Linked DNA regions of Homo sapiens: region 1 is linked to region 2. A link is an interaction called in ENCODE POLR2A ChIA-PET data of the cell type or tissue named here. Cell type or tissue: A673. All regions are shown on one strand. Links, peaks and the distances in the headings refer to the core of each region. The heading gives the core; the rest is flanking DNA.

Region 1 (8,746 bases), core at 298-8,297, 250 kb after region 2:
CCAGGCACAGTGGCTCACACCTGTAATCCCACCACTTTGGGAGGCTAAGGTGGGCAGACCACTTTGGGAGGCTAAGGTGGGCAGATCACTTGAGGCCAGGAGTTCAAGACCAGCTTGGCCAACATGGTGAAACCCTGTCTCTATTAAAAATAGCTGGACATGGTGGCACATGCCTATAATCCTAGCTACTTGGGAAGCTGAGGCAGGAGAACTGCTTGAACCTGGAAGGAGGAGGTTGAAGTGAACTGAGATTGCACCACTGCACTCCAGCCCCAGCAACAGAGTGAGTGAGACTCCATCTCAAAAAACAAACAAACAACAACAAAAACAACAAAAAAACAAGACCCGTGGGACACAGCAAAGGCACTAAGAGGGAAATTTGTAGCTATAAGTGCCTAAATTTTAAAAAGTAGAAACACTTCAAATAAACAACCTAACAATGCATCTTAAATAACTAGAAAAGCAGAAGCAAACCATACCCAAAATTAGCAGAAGTAAAGACCAGAATGCCAATAAATGAAATTGAAATGGAGAAAATAATAGAAAAGTCAACAAAGTAAAAAGCTGATTTTTTGAAAAGATAAACAAAATTGACAAACCTTTAGCTAGACTAAGAAAAAAGGAGTAGACTCAAATTAATACCAGAGATGAAAAAGGAGACATTACAGCTGATGCTGCAGAAATTCAAAGGATCATTAGTGGCTACTATGAGCAATCAAACAGGAAAATGTAGAAGAAATGGATAAATTTCTAGACACATAAAACCTACCAAGATTGAACCATGAAGAAATCTAAATCCTTAACAGGCCAATGAGAAATAACGAGCTTGAAACCATAATACGAAGTCTCCCAGGCTGGGCATGGTGGCTCATGCCTGTACTCCTAGCACTTTGGGAGGCCAATGTGGGCGGATCACCTGAGGTCAGGAATTTGAGACCAGCCTGGCCAACATGACAAAAACCCATCTCTACTAAAAATACAAAAATTAGCTGGGCGTGGTGGTGGGCACCTATAATCCCAGCTACTCAGGAGGCTGAGGCAGGAGAATTGCTTGAACCCAGGAGGTGGATGTTACAGTGAGCCAAGATAGTGCCACTATACTTCATCCTGGACAACAGAGTGAGACTCTGTCTCAAAAAAAAAAAAAAAAAAAAGTCTCTCAGTTCCTCCCCTCTTCTTTTCTCCCCTTCCTCTCCTAAAAAAAAAAAAAAAAAGGAAAAAGAAAAAGTCTCCCTGCAAAGAAAACCCCAGGACCCGATGGCTTCACTGCTGAATTTTACCAAACATTTAGAGAAGAACTAATACCAATCCTACTCAAACTATTCTGAAAATAGAGGAGGAGGAAATACTTCCAAATTAATTCTACAAGGTAAGTATTACCTTGATACCCAAACCGGACAAGGGCACAGCAAAAAGGAAAACTACAGGCCAATATCCCTGATGAACACTGGTGCAAAAATCCTTAACAAAATACTAGCAAACTGAATTCAACAATACATTAAAAAGATCATTCATCATAACCATGGGGGATTTATTCCAGGGATGCAAGGATGGTTCAACATAACACAAATCAATCAGTGGGATCCATCATATCAACAGAGTGAAGGACAAAAACCATATGATCATTTCAGTTGATGCTGAAAAAGCATTTGATAAAATTCAGTATCCCTTCATGATAAAAACCCTCAAAAAGCTGGATATAAAAAGAATATACCTCAACATAATAAAAGTCGTATGTGAACAGACCCACAGTTGCCATCATATTGAATGGGGAGAAACTGAAATACTTTCCTCTAAGATCTAGAACACAAGGATGCCTACTTTCATCAACATAGTACTAGAAGTCCTAGTTACAGCAATCAGACAAGAAAAGAAATAAAGGGCCAGGCACAGCCATTACTGGCTCACACCTGTAATACCAGCACTTTGGGAGGCCAAGGTGGGTGGATCACTTGTACCCAGGAGTTTGAGACCAGCCTAGACAACATAGTGAGATCCCCATTTCTACAAAATATTAGCCAGGTGTGATGGCACATACCTGTAGTCCCACCTACTTGGGAGGCTGAGGTGGGAGGATGAATTGAACCTGGGAGGTCAAGGCTGCAGTAAATTATGAACATGCCAAAGCACTCCAGCCTGGGTGGCAGAGTGAGACCCTGCCTCAAATAAAATAAAATAAAATAAATAAAATAAAATAAAATAAAATAAAATAAAAAAATAAGTAAAGGGCATCCAAATTGGAAAGGAAGAAGTCAAATTATCCTTGTTTGCAGATAATATAATCTTACATCTGGAAAGACTTAAAGACACCACCAAAAAAGTATTAGAACTGATAAACAAATTCAGTAAAGCTGCAGGATACAAAATCAACATACAAAAATGAGTAATATTTTTATATGCCAACAGTGAAAAATCTGAAATAGAAATCAACAAAACAATCCCATGTACAATAGCTACAAATAAAATATCTAGAAATTAACCAAAGATGTGAAAGATCCTACAATGAAAACTAAAACATTGATGCAAGAAATTAAAGAGGATATAAAAGATGGAAAGATATTCCATGTTCCTGAATTGCAAGAATCAATATTGTTAAAATGTCCATACTACCCAAAGCAATCTACAGATTCAATGCAATCCCTGTCAAAATACTAGTGACGTTCTTCACAGAGATAGAAAAAACAATCCTAAAATTTATATGGAACCACAAAAGATCCAGAATAGCCAAAGCTATCCCAAGGAAGTAGAACAAAACTGGAGAAATCACATTACCTGACTTTAAACTATACTACAGAGCTATAGTAATATAGTAGTATAGTTTTTAAACCATTAGAGTATACGGCATGGTACTGGCATAAAAGCACAGATCACCGGAACAAATAGGAAACCCAGAAACAAATCCACACACCTACAGTAAACTCATTTTCGACAAAGGTGCCAAGAACATATATTGAAGAAAGGACAGTCTCCTCAATAAATGGTGCTGGGAAAACTGGATATCCACATGGAGAAAAATGAAACTAGACCTCTATTTCTTGTTATATACAAAAATCAAATCAAAATGGATTAAAGACTTAAATCTAAGACCTCAAACTATGAAACTACTGAAATAAAACATTGGGGAAACTCTCCAGGACGTTGGACTGGGCAAAGATTCTTGAGTAATACCCCAAGGACAGGCAACCAAAGCAAAAATGGACAAATGGGATCACATCAAGTTAAAAAGCTTCTTCTGCACAGCAAAGGAAACAATCAACAAAGTGAAGAGAAAACCTACAGAATGGGAGAAAATATTTGCAAACTCTCCCTCTGACAAGGGATAAATAACCAGAATATAAAGGAGCTCAAACAACTTTATAGGGCAAAAAAAAAAAAAAAAAAAAAAAGCCCTAATAATCCAATTTAAAAATAGCCAAAAGATCAGAATAGACATTTCTCAAAAGAAGACACACAAATGGCAAACAGGTATATGAAAAGGTGCACAACATCACTGATCATCAGAGAAATGCAAATCAAAACTACAGTGAGATATCATCTCACTCCAGTTAAAATGGCTTTTATCCAAAAGACAGGCAATAACAAATGCTGGTGAGAATGTGGAGAAAAGGGAACCCTCGTACACTGTTGTTGGGAATATAAGTTAGTATAACCACATGGAGAACAGTTTGGAGGTTCCTCAAAAAACTAAAAACAGAACTACCATATGATCCAGCAATCCCATTGCTAGATATATACCCCAAAGAAAGGAAATCAGTATACTGAAGAGACACCTACACTCCCATGTTTATTGCAACACTATTCACAATAGCCAACATTTGGAAGCAACTTAAGCGTCCTTTAGCAGATGAATGGATAAAGAAATATGGTTCATATACACAAGGGAGTACTATTCAGCCATAAAAAGAATGAGATCCTTTCATTTGCAACAACATGCATGGAACTGATAGACGTTATGCTAAGTGAAATAAACCAAGCACAGAAAGACAAACTTCGCATGTTCTCACTCATTTGTGGGAGGTAGTGAGTAGAATGATGGTTACCAGAGGCTGGGACGGGTAGAAAGGAGTGGGAAGCAAGTTGAGATGGTTAATGCGTACAAAAATATATTTTTGTACATATATTCATATGTACATACTCCAATACCAAATACCAAATACTCCCATAAGAGCTAGTATTTGATAATACAACAGGGTGACTACAGTCAACAATAATTTATTGTACATTTAAAAATAACTAAAATAGTATAATTGGATTGTTTGTAAAACAAAGAAAGCATAAATGTTCAGGGGATGGATACCCCATTTATCCTGATGTGTATGTCTGTATCAAAATATCTCATGAGCCCCCTAAATATTTATACCTACTATATACCCACAAAAATAAAAATAAAAAAATAGAGATGCTCATAACTCTTCTCAGACTTGGGGAATCAGAAACTGAGGGTGAGTAGCAAAAGGAAAAAACTAGCAACTAGATCTCTAGAGTTCAATTATCAAGGATAATATATATTTTTGACATTGAGTAAACCATTATGGATGGCATTATAGTAAAGTGTAAGCATAGATCCATCTTGAATAATGAAATTAAAATTTACTTATAGGAATTCTAATATTTTTATTTTTATGTATTTTTCCTCAATAAAGGCAGACCATGCTATTTAAAGAAATGATAGACTTTGACAACAGGAAGGTACACACCTGATTAGTTTTTCTAATTACGTGCTTATTACATATACATATATGTATCTCTAGTTCTATCCATTTATATACATAATTAGGAACATGTTTTTTCTAAAAATAGAATATTTAATGTAATGTTTAATTTTTCATTATTACACCTTAATAGGAAAAAATGGAATACTAAAATTTATCTTTAAATATATAGTTTCATGGTCAGTAGTATTAAGACAATACTGTTTATTTATTTAGGGCTCATAACCTTAGGATTTTTAACTTTCAGGAAATACCAGCCTAAAGTAAATTATTAATTCAAGGATGCTAGATAAAGACTCTTCATGAAAAAGAAACGCTATACCCTGCTGTGTTGCAGGCTCTCAAACTGTCCCTCAAAACGTTCCTAATACTGCTCACTGCACTAATTTTTTTTTCCTTTGTCGTCTCCCTTTCTATAGTCAGAAGCTATCTAGTCCCTCCCTCTTTAGTCTCCAGGGAAAAGGTGTTAGCTCATTTACTTGTCATTATTGAGCTTCTTTCTTTCCCACAAAAGCCAGTCTATTTATCATTCTTCTTTTTAGGCTTGGACAAAAAAGAGAAAACTTTATACTTTTTTTTAAGCAGAGGCACATTAATATTAAATCCCTTAAGCAGGAATTTCAAGGAGAATGTCTCAGAACAACATTTAAACCAACATCATAAATGCTTCCTCCTTTTAATAAAAGAAACTCTCTGAAATAATGCTGTCCTCAAGAGGGTCATCTGATAGTTTTGGTACTATCTTCTCATTTCTACTATCTTTCTACAATTGTTGTTGTGAAAAGTATTAGAGAAATAGATAGATGCTCTACACAAAATCTTCACAATATGGTCAACTTCCTTTCCCCCTCAAGCCCACCTTTCATGCATGCACACATCTATGCTTTGTTTTTAACTTCTTATATTCAATTTTTATTCTTGTTATTGAATGAAGCTCTGATTGGTTTACTATATGACAAATATTCTTTGCATTTTAAGAATCTCAGGTAGCTCTCTATCTTTTTTCACATTGGTTAGAGAGGCAGGGATCAAAGTACAAAACTGGGACAGTCACTGCTTATGTTTGTGCTTTATCTCATTAAGTGCTGATCACCAGGAAGGCAAACAGCCTGTCACGAAATTTGCCTTGCAAAGAATATAATAAAGAAATCTTATGAAAAGAGGCTGAACAGAAGGTATGTTTAATCTGTTGTAATGTTGGTTAGCCCCAGTTTCAGACCAAGAGTGATGATACTTGGAAAAAAAATTGGGAGTCTGCCTGCGGGCAACATTTACCCCGATGTAGAGATTGCTACAGAAACCTAACTGTGGGAAGTTTTCAACACATAAGTAAGGATTTATTAAAGGAATTAATATCTTTGAAGGCTCAGAAAGCAATCCTATTTTCCTACAAGATGGATGAAAGGCAGAGATTTCAAAACATTTGCTAGAAAACATCAATAGCCAATCCTGCTGATTTAATTTTTTCAATCCCTCAGGCATCAAAAGAAGTTGTGACTTGTCTACATTGCCTCGAAAGCAAAGCAATATTGTAAATTAAAAATGACTGGAGCTTAGCTGGCTGCATTTCATTTTTAATTAGTTGAATTTTCAAATATTTATCAACATTTCTTAAGCTCAGAAGCTAAAGAACTTCCCCTCACATTTTTTTTCTGAAGAAGGTTGGTGATATTCACTTACACGTCAAGGAAAAAGTCGTTAGATTTAGCTGGCTATCACAAATACTAGAAGAAATGGTATTTAGTCATCTCCATTTCTCTTCTTTTTTATTCTTGAGCAAGCAGAGACTTCCTATTCTTTTTAACCAGTTGGGAACTCACAAAACATAAACTCAGAGATTGATGGTAAAAATGAAAACAGATTCTGACAACATGTTACATCCCAATCACAAAAGTGTAACAAAGGCAAAAAATTTAATCCTCATTAGTGTAGTAGTGAGAAACAAAAAACCAAATTTTTTTTTTTTAAAGCAGCTGATTTTGCTTTAGGCATTTCGTCGAGGTGTGTGGTTAATTCATAAGCGGCAGGGGCAAGGTAGCCCCAGATTTTGGAATTGGTTTGCCTCTGAGAATAAAAATTAAAATGAAAAGAATAAAAATGTAATAGATGAGGCTAATCATCTATTCAAAAATATATATTTTATTGACTACTCTTTTATGTCAGGTACTATTTTAAGCACTTGGGATAAAGTGGTGAACCAGAAGTCAAGGTCCCTGACATCATGAAGCTTATATTCATTTATAGAAATATTTAGTCCTAACCAATACTCTGTGAATGGTAGAGTTCTAGGAGCATCTAAACTCTTTTCAAGGTAACAAGTATATTTTCAAGAAAATGTGTCTGTATTAGTATATCTAAATCTTTAACCTTGTCAATTATATTTAATCTTACCTGAAAAATGTGTTAAAAAAGGAGACTAGAAAAAGGAGAGGCCAAGAGCAGGAATTTCTCAGTGTGTCTTCAGCATGGCCCTGGGCAGAGGAAGCAACTTCCACTCCCCTTAGCAGCTTCCAATCCCCTTTGCAAGTCTATTCTCAACAGTGAAGATGGATACATCAGACAAGCTTGATGCCATTAGTAATGGTGATCCAACTAACTCTCACTGCCATGAATCCAAAGTGATCAAGCAATCTTTGGTTACAGTGTGGCTTCCCATATGGATTTTCCCACAGAGAGAGGATGTGTTCTTTACAGCCCCAAGGACCCCAGTCCTTTTAAAGCTATAGTTCTTAAATCAGTCAGCATTAAATTCTTAATTAATTAATTCTTAAATCGGTCAGCATTAAACTTAAATTCTTAATTAATTAATTCTTAAATCAGTCAGCATTAAACTTAAATCAGTCAGCACTCTAGTTTATATTTAAGTATCTCAGGGGCTTGATTATGAATCTGAACATTTTTGACTATTCTGACAAAACTGAATTTCTAGAATGATAAAGTTTTAGCTCAGACCCTCGAACAGTATTTCGCCAAGAAAAGTTAAAATTTATGGCATGAGAATCATCTAGGGAGCTTGTTAAACATACAGATTCCTGAGACTCATATTGTACTTATACTAAATCAGAATCTTTAAAGATGAGGCTCAAGATCTGCATTTTACCAAGGCTTCCAAATGATTCTAATGTACTTTAATAAAGCTGGAAAGTCACTGTCTGAGAAGCAAGGGATCGCATCTAATGAAGCTCTGTTTGGGCATTTGGCCAGTTTCCGACATATCATCTCCATCTTTATACATTGTAACAAAGTGTTTCAGCGAATTCCTGTCAAGGCTTGGTGTCTTTCACAATCCGGCCTCACTTTTCCAGTCTCATTTCTCACCTTTCCTCTCAATCACTTTATGCTTCAACACTCTGAATACACGATTTTCATGGCTCTAGGCCTCTACATTACTTGAGGGTTTTTCTTTTTGGGGGAGAAGAGGGGGTGGACGACAAATAGCATCCCAGTTCCTTGCCTGAGTTCTAAACCAACTGAAGGAGGCAGTTTGAGAACAAAATATCACTATTATTACCAACAATGCCTAGATTGGAGAATGTGGCTTATATATGGAAACTAAAAGCCTTCTTAATTCTGAAGCCCAGAATTAGACATACTTACCCATCCTGTCTCAGGAAGAACAGGATAACTACTGGCCTCATCTCTCATAAGCAACCAATTATTTCTAAGCTTATGTAAGGCCAAGAGCAGACCAGGTCTATCAGACAGAGGAGGGAGGAAGGAAGTGGCTGAGGCTGAGTCAAGCATACCAAGTTCCTGCTCCCTAACTCATTAGTTAAAATAAGCAATTCCTCTACAACTGGGAAGAAATGATGAGTGAAGGGATGGAAAGAGTCCAGGACCATTGCTCTAATGGATGTCCCTTGACAAGAAAGGAAACAACTGGAGTGGAGAGTAATGCACCCCCATGACAGCATGCCCTACTGGTGCTTGAGGTACCCTATTACTCTCCAATCCTTTCTCTTAGTTTGACTACCTTATTCCTACTCATCTTTCAAGATATAGCACAAATGTTCACTCCTCTGTGAAGCTTGAGG
Region 2 (8,746 bases), core at 519-8,518:
CCTTTCTGGCTGTCTTCCAGTTGCCTTCTTTCATGGTGCAGGCAGGATGCTGAGCCCTGTAAATCTCCCCACTGGGCCAACTGCTGCTGCCTGTAGGTGTGGGTGGTCTCCAACCATGACTGGGCTTTACCCTGTCCAGCTCTCTCTACGTGTCTGCAGTCAGCTCCTGCTCCCAATCCCCACACCAGCTATATCTCATCTGCACTGTTGCCCTCAAGCCTCCTACTTCACCATCCCTCTGCCAATGACTTGCCTCCTGTTGCACACAGAAAACAGAAAATATCAGGATGAATGACTTCACATCTCTACCTACATACCACATACACACACCTACACACAAACCACACAATCAGACTTTCCTATGTTTAGACCTACCCTTATCCTTCCATCTCAGTGGCAAGAGGTGTTCTCTCCACCTGTTCTGTAGATTCTATCCCCGGCTTTCTCAGGAACCTTGTTTTCCTTTCTGTGCCCATATCTTCAGCCTCTACCTTGCTACTTGCTTTTTCTGATCAGAATATGAATATTCTCAAGTCTCTTCCATCCTTAAAAAAATTGAGAAACTTTCTGCTGGTCAGGTGCAGTGGCTCATGCCTGTAATCCCAGTACTTTGGGAGGCCAAGGCAGGCAGATTGCTTGAGGTCAGGAGTTCCAGACCAGCCTGGGCAGCATGGTGAAACCCCACCTCTACAAATAATACAAAAATTAGCCAGGTATGCTGGTGTGCACCTATAGTCCCAGCTACTCAGGAGGTGGAGGCGAATCACTTGAGCCCAGGAGGTCGAGGCTGCAGTGAGCTGTGATTCGTGCCACTGCAGTCCTCCAGCCTGGGTGACAGAATGAGACTGTTTCAAAAAAAAAAAAAGAGAGAGAGAGAGAAAGAAAGAAAGAAAGAAAAGAAAGAAAGAAAAAGAAAGAAAGAAGGAAAGAAAGAAAAAAAGAAAAGAAAAAAGAAACACACACACACACACTTTTCTCCCTTCGCAGTGAAGCTTCTGGGAGATGGGATTTTGAAGAGGCCACAACACTCAGTATCTGAAATGAAGAGCAGAATCGATTGTTTGCTCAGACAAAATAGAGCTATACTTATAGGACAGAGTCTCTCTGGGCAAAGCAAACTGCATCCTTATATAGGATTTAGGGAACCAACTGAAATCTCAGTCCTGCCCCCTCTGGCATCATCAAAATGACTCCCCTTGGTTGTAGGCCACACTTTGGTTCTTATCTGACATGGTGTCCCCGTAGCACTGGTACATAGCTGCTCCCTCCTTCTTGAAATGCTCCTTATAGTCTCTTTCTGAGAGACCACTGTCTCCTGGGTTTTCATCTTTTTGGTCATGCTTCAGTCTCTGTTATAAGCTTTTCTTAGTACCCCATCCTTCAAATAATGGTATTCCTCAAGTGTCTTCCTCCACTATCTTCCCTCCAGAGTTTTTACCTGTCCTGTTACGGCTCATCTACTCTCTGATGGCACCTGCCATTGCATGTTCCCTGAATGACTCCCAAATCTTTATCTGCAGCCCAGATCCCTCTCCTAAGTGGTAGAGAGCCACATAACTGGCCGCCTACTAGATCTCTCCCACCTTGAGATATCAAAAGCTCCTCCTCTCATAGACTCTATCTTGGTACCATCATCTATCCAGCTGTCCAATCTGTCTTGCTTTATCCCTCTCCTTGTTTCCCACATCCAGTCAGTGACTAAGTCTGCTCAATTCTGCTTTACTAACTCACAAAGAGCTCTGTTCTTTTCATTTTTACTGCCAGTTTTCTCATTATCTCTTGCCTGAATTACTGCAGAAGCCTCCTAATTGATCTCCCTTTTGTGGCCCAGCCTTCATGCAGTCCACAATTTTGATCTCTCTAAAATGGAAGTCATGTCAGTCTCCTGTTTTGGTTTGTTTGCTTGTTTGTTTGTTTGTTTGTTTGTTTTGAGATGGAGTTTCGCTCTTGTTGCCCAGGCTGGAGTGCAATGACGCAATCTCAGCTCACCACAACCTCTGCCTCCCGAGTTCAAGCGATTCTCCTGCCTCAGCCTCCTGAGTAGCTGGGATTACAGGCATGCGCCACCACTCGCAGCTAATTTTGTATTTTTAGTAGAGATGAGGTTTCTCCATGTTGATCAGGCAGGTCTTGAACTCCTGACCTCAGGTGCTCCACCCGCTTTGGCCTCCCAAAGTGCTGGGATTACAGGCATGAGCCACCGCGCCCAGCCCACTCTCCTGTTTTAAATCCTTTGATTTTCCCCCATTGCTTTCAGGCAGGAAAAGACTTTATACAACTTATAAAGACCCCTGGGATCTAACCCTTGCATTCATTTCCAGTCTTATTTCTGGCACGTCCCATGTCATCCTCCCACACCTCTGCTTGAGTCACATTTGACACCTTGCAGTTCCTCAAATTCAGTGTGCTAATAAAGAGCCTCCACCTTCAACTTGCTGCTCCTGTTCTTGGAAATTCCCATTCCTTGCCGGGCTAGTTCATCTGAAAACTCAGCTCTGCTGTCACTTCCTCTGTGGTGACTTCCCTGACCACCCTCCTCACCCACAGTCTGATTGAAGTGCCCATCCTTTGTGTTCCATCTTAGTGCATACATTATATTATATTAATTTGACTGCAAAGACCTTGAGGTTAGAGATAACTGTGTTTGGTTGTTTTTTTGTTTTTTTGAGATGGAGTCTCACTTTGTCTCCCAGGCTGGAGTGCAGTGGCGTGATCTCGGCTCACTGCAACCTCTGTCTCCTGGGTTCGAGCAATTCTCCTGCCTCAGCCTCCCAAGTAGCTGGGACTACAAGCATGTGCCACCACGCCTGGCTAATTTTTTTGTATTTTTAGTAGAGACGGGGTTTCACCATGTTGGTCAGGCTGGTCTCGAACTCCTGACCTCAAATGATCCACCCGCCTTGGCCTCCCAAAGTGCTGGGATTACAGGCATGAGCCACCACACCCGGCTGGAATAACTGTTTTTTTATATCTGTATTCCAAGTACCACATGCCTAGTGACTTACAGAGGAGGTTCTTCTTAATCTTTGATAAATGAACTGGCCTTTTCAATTCATCAGGACCATTATATTTTATTTTATCAAGAGATAGGGTTTTGCTGTGTTGCCCAGGCTACACTTGAACTGCTGGGCTCAAGCAATCCTCCTACCTCAGCATCCCAGGTAGCTGGGACTACATGCATGTACCACCAAACACAGCCTCTAGATTCAACTACCAGTTTGCAAGAAGCATAGAAGACTGGAGACTATGTTACATGATACCATAGGGATGCAATCGGTAAAATCTAAATGGAGGAAATTCTCTATGAACAATCATATGCCTTAGACTATAAGGGAGAAAAGATAAATAGATAAAGAGCTTATACAGAGTCTTAAGAGAGATACCAGGCAATTTCAATGTATGGGAATTTTTTAGATCCTTATTCAAAAAACAATTGTGACTCAGAAATATGAGTCATTTATGTTACATTTATGTTACATAAATTTTATATTAAATATATTTTACAACAAGAAAAGATTTTATCAGGCTGGGCGCAGTGGTTCACGCCTGTAATCCCAGCACTTTGGGAGGCCAAGGAGGGCGGATCACGAGGTCAGGAGTTTGAGACCAGCCTGGCCAACATGGTGAAACCCCATCTCTACTAAAAATACAAAAATTAGTTGGGCGTGGTGGCAGGCACCTGTAATCCCAGATGCTCGGGAGGCTGAGGCAGGAGAATCGCTTAAGCCCAGGAGGCGGAGGCTGCAGTGAGCTGAGATTGCACCACCGTACTCCAGCCTGGGTGACAGAGCGAGACTCTGTCTCAAAATCTCAAAAAAAAAAAAAGAAAAAAGAAATTGTGCGTATCTTTTTTTTTTTTTTTTTTTTTTTAAGACAGAGTCTTGCTCTGTCGCCCAGGCTGGAGTTCAGTGGTGCAATCTCAGCTCACTGCAGCCTCCGCCTCCTGGGCTTAAGCGATTCTCCTGCCTCAGCCTCCTGAGCATCTGCGATTACAGGCGCCTGCCACCACGCCCAACTAATTTTTGTATTTTTAGTAGAGATGGGGCTTCACCATGTTGGTCAGTCTGGTCTCGAACTCCTGACCTCGTGATCCGCCCACCTTGGCCTCCCAAAGTGCTGGGACTACAGGCGTGAGCCACTGCGCCTGGCCCTGTGCTTATCTTTTAAAGCATTCTTATATTTAGAAATGCATTCCAACATATTTACAGGTGAAATGATATGTCTGGGATTTGTTTCAAAATAATCCGAGAGAAGGAAGTGAATTGGTATATAGATGAAATTGGATTGGCCGTGAGCTGATAATTATTGCAGCTGAGCGATGGGTACATGGCAGTTCATTATGCTATTCTGCCTGCTTTTGTTTATATTTAAAATTTTTATGATAAAATCCTTTTTTTTTTTTTTCTTTTTTGAGACCGAGTCTCGCTCTGTTGCCCAGGCTAGAGTATAGTGGCACCATCTCAGCTCACTGCAACCTCCTCCTCCTAGGTTCAAGCGATTCTCCTGCCTCGGCCTCCCAAGTAGCTGGGACTACAGGCGCTTGCCACCATACCCAGCTAAGTTTTTTGTATTTTTAGTAGGGACTGGGTTCTACCATGTTAACCAGGCTGGTCTCAAACTCCTGACCTCAAGTGATTTGCCCGCCTCAGCCTCCCAAAGTGCTGGCATTACAGGCATGAGCCACTGTGTCTGGCCTGATAAAATCTTTTATTGTTGTAAAATATATTAACATAAAATTTACCATTTTAACCATTTTTCAGTATACAGTTCAGTGGCATTAAGTACTTCATGTTGTCGTGCAACTGTTGCCACCATTCATCTCCAGACTTTTCTCATCTTCCCAAACTGAAACTCTGTATCCGTTAAACAATAGCTCCTCATTCTCCTCTCCCTGCTGCCCTGACAACCACCATTCTATGCTGTCTTTATGAATTTGACTACTTTAGGTAACTTATGTAAGTGCAATCATTCAGTATTTGTCCTTTAGTGTCTGGCTTTTTTCACTTAGTTTTCAAGTTCATCCATGTTGTAGCATGTATTAGAATTTCATTCCTGTTTAAGGCTGAATAATAATCTATTATATGTATATACCACATTTTATCGATCTATTCATCTTCCAGAAATTGACATTTGGGTTGCTTCCAAAACAGTTTTTAAGTTCTTTCCTGGAGGTATCCCATAATGAATGTTCTTATAAATGAGGTATATTGATGATAGTTATCTTGCTGAGGAACAGACGAAGAATTTCTAATTTCTGAAGACATCAGATCCCAAAGGCTTTAGAGTTTCTGAACAGCTACAATCCATAAAACCTCAGGAAGTGCCATAGACTGCAGAGGAGGAGGTAAAAAGGTATAAGCACAGGGAAAGGAAGTTAACATTTGCTGTTTAGGATTACTGAGAAAAACTCTTGCTCTCATTGGCCTCTCTTACCTCCCAGGCAGCTTTTCTATTTCCGGAGCATCCCTACACAGTTATTTCTAACCCATGTAGCCCTGCCAACTATATTTTTACCCTAAGCTCAGGAACTACTTTTCATCAGTTTTATGCCAAAAGTTGATGTGTCACATATGAGTAAAAAAAAAAAAAATCTCTTATCTCCTCCTACTGGAGATAAGCCAAATTAGGGCAGAAGCCAAACCAGAAAAATTCAAACCAAATATTAATCTGAAATATGTTTGTTTGTTCATTTGTTTGAGACAGGGTCTCACCATGTTGCCCAGGCTGGTCTCGAACTCCTGAGTTCAAGAGATCCTCCCACCTCAGCCTCTCAAAGCACTGGGATTACAGGCATGAGCCACCGCACCTGGCAAAATATGTTTTTATTCTTCTGATTTTTAGAGAATTATCCTTAATCATCTTGAGAAAAAACAGTAGACAGAAAATTAAAATTTAACCCCGATGGTAATCAGAATAAAGAAAATGCAGTGGCAAAAGGAGACGTATTTCAAGGAAAAATAATTTTGTGAAAAGGAAAGGTGAAATAGTAGGAAATATTGGAAACAGAAACCCCAAATCAGAAGAGAGAAAAAAAAGAATTCTAAGATGATAAGTCTGACTTGAGTAAGCCTCCATCTTCCCATTCCAGAAGTCTGGGCCAAGTGTACTCCTTATCAGTAAGGGAAAGTATCACTAAGGAGGACCCGTGATGTTGTGTGGGATGGGGCAGGCAGGGTGTGGGGGCGGGGCAGAGATACCGTATTTTAGGTTAAGCCTGAGGTATTGGGTACTCAGGAGGTATTAGTTCTGGGATCAGTTTGGAATTTTAGATGTGCTCTAGAATGAACCGCGTATTGTTTATTTTGTTGTGCTATGTAGTCCAGACTCCAGAATGTATCCTTCCGGTATTATCACACAGTTTTGATTACCATAGCTGTATAAGAAGGACTAAAATGAGGTTAACTGATTTTTCTGCTTCATTCTTTCTTTTCAAAATTGTTTTAGCTATTCTACTTCCTTTGCCTTTACTGTCTATAGCCTTCCAATTCATGAACCTGGACGATGGTGTTGAGTTCTTCTATATGCTTGCTGATTTTCTGTCCAGTTATCTCAATTGTTGAGAGAGGAGTGTTGAGGTTTCCAACTGTAGTTGTAGATTTGGCTATTTCTCCTCCTGGTTCTGTCAGCTTTTGCTTTCACATATTTTGCAGCTCTGTTGTTTGGTACACACATTTAAGATTGCTATGTTTTCTTAGATTGACCCTGTTACCATTATATAACGTCTTTTGTGTCTCTGGTAATTTTCTCTGCTCTGAAGTCTATTTTATTTAATATTAATATAGCCACTCCAGCTTTCCTTTCATTGTTTGCATGCTATATAACTTTTTCCATCCCTCTACTTTCCACCAGTCTATTTGATTATATTTGAAGTGAGTTTTTTTTTAGATAGCATATAGTTGGGTCATGTTTTTTAATCCATTCTGCCAGCCTCTGTCTTTTAATTGGTATATGTAGACTTTTTATACCTCATACTGTTATTGATATGTTAGGGCTTATATTTGCCATTTATTTTTTCTTTTCTGTGTTTTGTCTCTGTTTTACTTTTCCTCCCTTCCTATGGACTATTGAACTTTTTTAGAATTCCGTTTTTATTTCTTTATAATGGCTTTTTAAAATCTATAGTGTTTTTTTCTGGGTGCAGTGGTTCACACCTGTAATTCCAGCACTTTGGGAGGCTGAGGTGGGTGGATCATTTGAGGTCAGGAATTCAAAACCAGCCTGGCCAACATGGTGAAAATCGGGCTTTACTAAAAATACAAAAAAAAATTAGCCAGGCATGGTGCCGTGCACCTGTAATCCAAGCTACTCAGGAGGCTGAGGCAGGAAAATTGCTTGAACCCGGGAGGCGGAAGTTGCAGTGAGCCGAGATCAGACTACTGCACTCCAGCCTGGCGGACAGCGAGATTCTGTCTCAAAAAATAAATAAAATAAAATAAAATCTATAGTGTTTTTGAGTGTATCTTTTTGTATAGCATTTTTAGTGATCACTGCAGGTGTTTTGGAGGTTTTTCGGGTTTTTTTTTTTTTTTTTTTTTTGGTGGGAGCTTTTCCAGATAGGGTTTCACTCTGTTGCGCAGGCTGGAGTGCAGTGGCACTATCATAGCTCACTGCAGCATTGATCTACTGGGCCCAAGGGATCCTCCCACTTCAGCCTCCAGAGTAGCTGGGACCACAGGCACACACCACCATCCCCAACTAATGTTTTTTATTTTTAGTAGAGACAAAATCTTGCTTTGTTTCCCAGGCTGGTCTCAAACTCCTGAACTCAAGCTGAGGCAGAAATTAAAGAAAGAAAGAAAAAATAAAATTAAAAAAGAGAAATAAACTTTCCTGTATTAGGCTGACTTGACCCAGAGGCAGCAACAGGCACAGGCCAGACCCAAGAAAAGTCTTGATAATACTATCTAATGTGCCCTGAAGACTCTCCCAGTACTCCCTCAACATAAGGAAGAGAAAAACAAATTTTCCTTTGTCTTATAGTATAAGTTTATAGATTCCTGTTCTCTGTAACTAGTAACTTCAAGTATTCTGTTTTACCTAAACAGTACAGTGAAAGTCATGAGACATCTGAGCAGGCCTAAGCTATAGCCACCTAGGTGCCATAGTGAATGTCACAGAATAAGCCGTGCTAGGCACTAAGGCAAACCTAGATAACAGCCATCTAGATTGCATAGCAACAGTCATGTGTAATCCTGAGTTATGCACCTATCACAGTTTGATTAACTGTCTTTGTTCTGCCTCTGTATTCTTGCTTTCGCACCACCATAAGTTTGTTTCAGGCTAGCCCACCCCCTTTTTGAAGGGTATTTAACAGTCAAGTGCTGTCTTTGTTCTTAGCCCAGTTTTTTAGATGTTAAGTCTGCTAGGTCTGAGTGCACTCAATAAAGATCCTCCTGCTTTACCCCGAAGTCTGTCTAGTCCTCCTGATTTCTGCAACAAAGCGATCCATCCAACTTGACCTCCCAAAGTGCTAGGATTACAGGTATGAACTACCACACCCAGCCAACTCTATTTGTTTTATACATACACAGACTCACACACATACACAGCATCATAATCTACTGATGTTATTTTACCAAGTTTTCTGAGTAAGACTGCCTCTTTCCTGGTCTTTGGCTAGAGAGAACAAGCCTTTGTTGGGTTTTTTTGTCTGCACACATTGGCATTTCTAGGTTGACAGCTTCTTCAGCTCCAATTCTGAGATCTATGTGGCAAAAAGAAAACCCAGGGAACTCACCACCATGTC

The links. Peaks named below come from ENCODE experiments on the same cell type or tissue, not always from the same donor. Only the 100,000 strongest peaks of a DNase experiment are listed, where the experiment ranks them.
Region 1: POLR2A ChIA-PET joins it to region 2 with 10 read pairs; 2 of 35 experiments call an interaction of 5 or more read pairs at or near these places.

The regions. Positions count from the first base shown.
Region 1 is chr14:35,498,707-35,507,452 of GRCh38, forward strand. No RefSeq gene overlaps it. Among named protein-coding and RNA genes, the nearest start is that of INSM2, 31 kb to the right of the region's middle. In A673, for the core only: no CTCF peak of the experiment used is centred there; a DNase peak (open chromatin) is centred at 5,145.
Region 2 is chr14:35,252,480-35,261,225 of GRCh38, forward strand. All of the region lies in intron 5 of PRORP (protein only RNase P catalytic subunit), which reads left to right. All of the region lies in intron 5 of PRORP-PSMA6 (PRORP-PSMA6 readthrough), which reads left to right. Among named protein-coding and RNA genes, the nearest start is that of PSMA6, 36 kb to the right of the region's middle. In A673, for the core only: no CTCF peak of the experiment used is centred there; no DNase peak of the experiment used is centred there.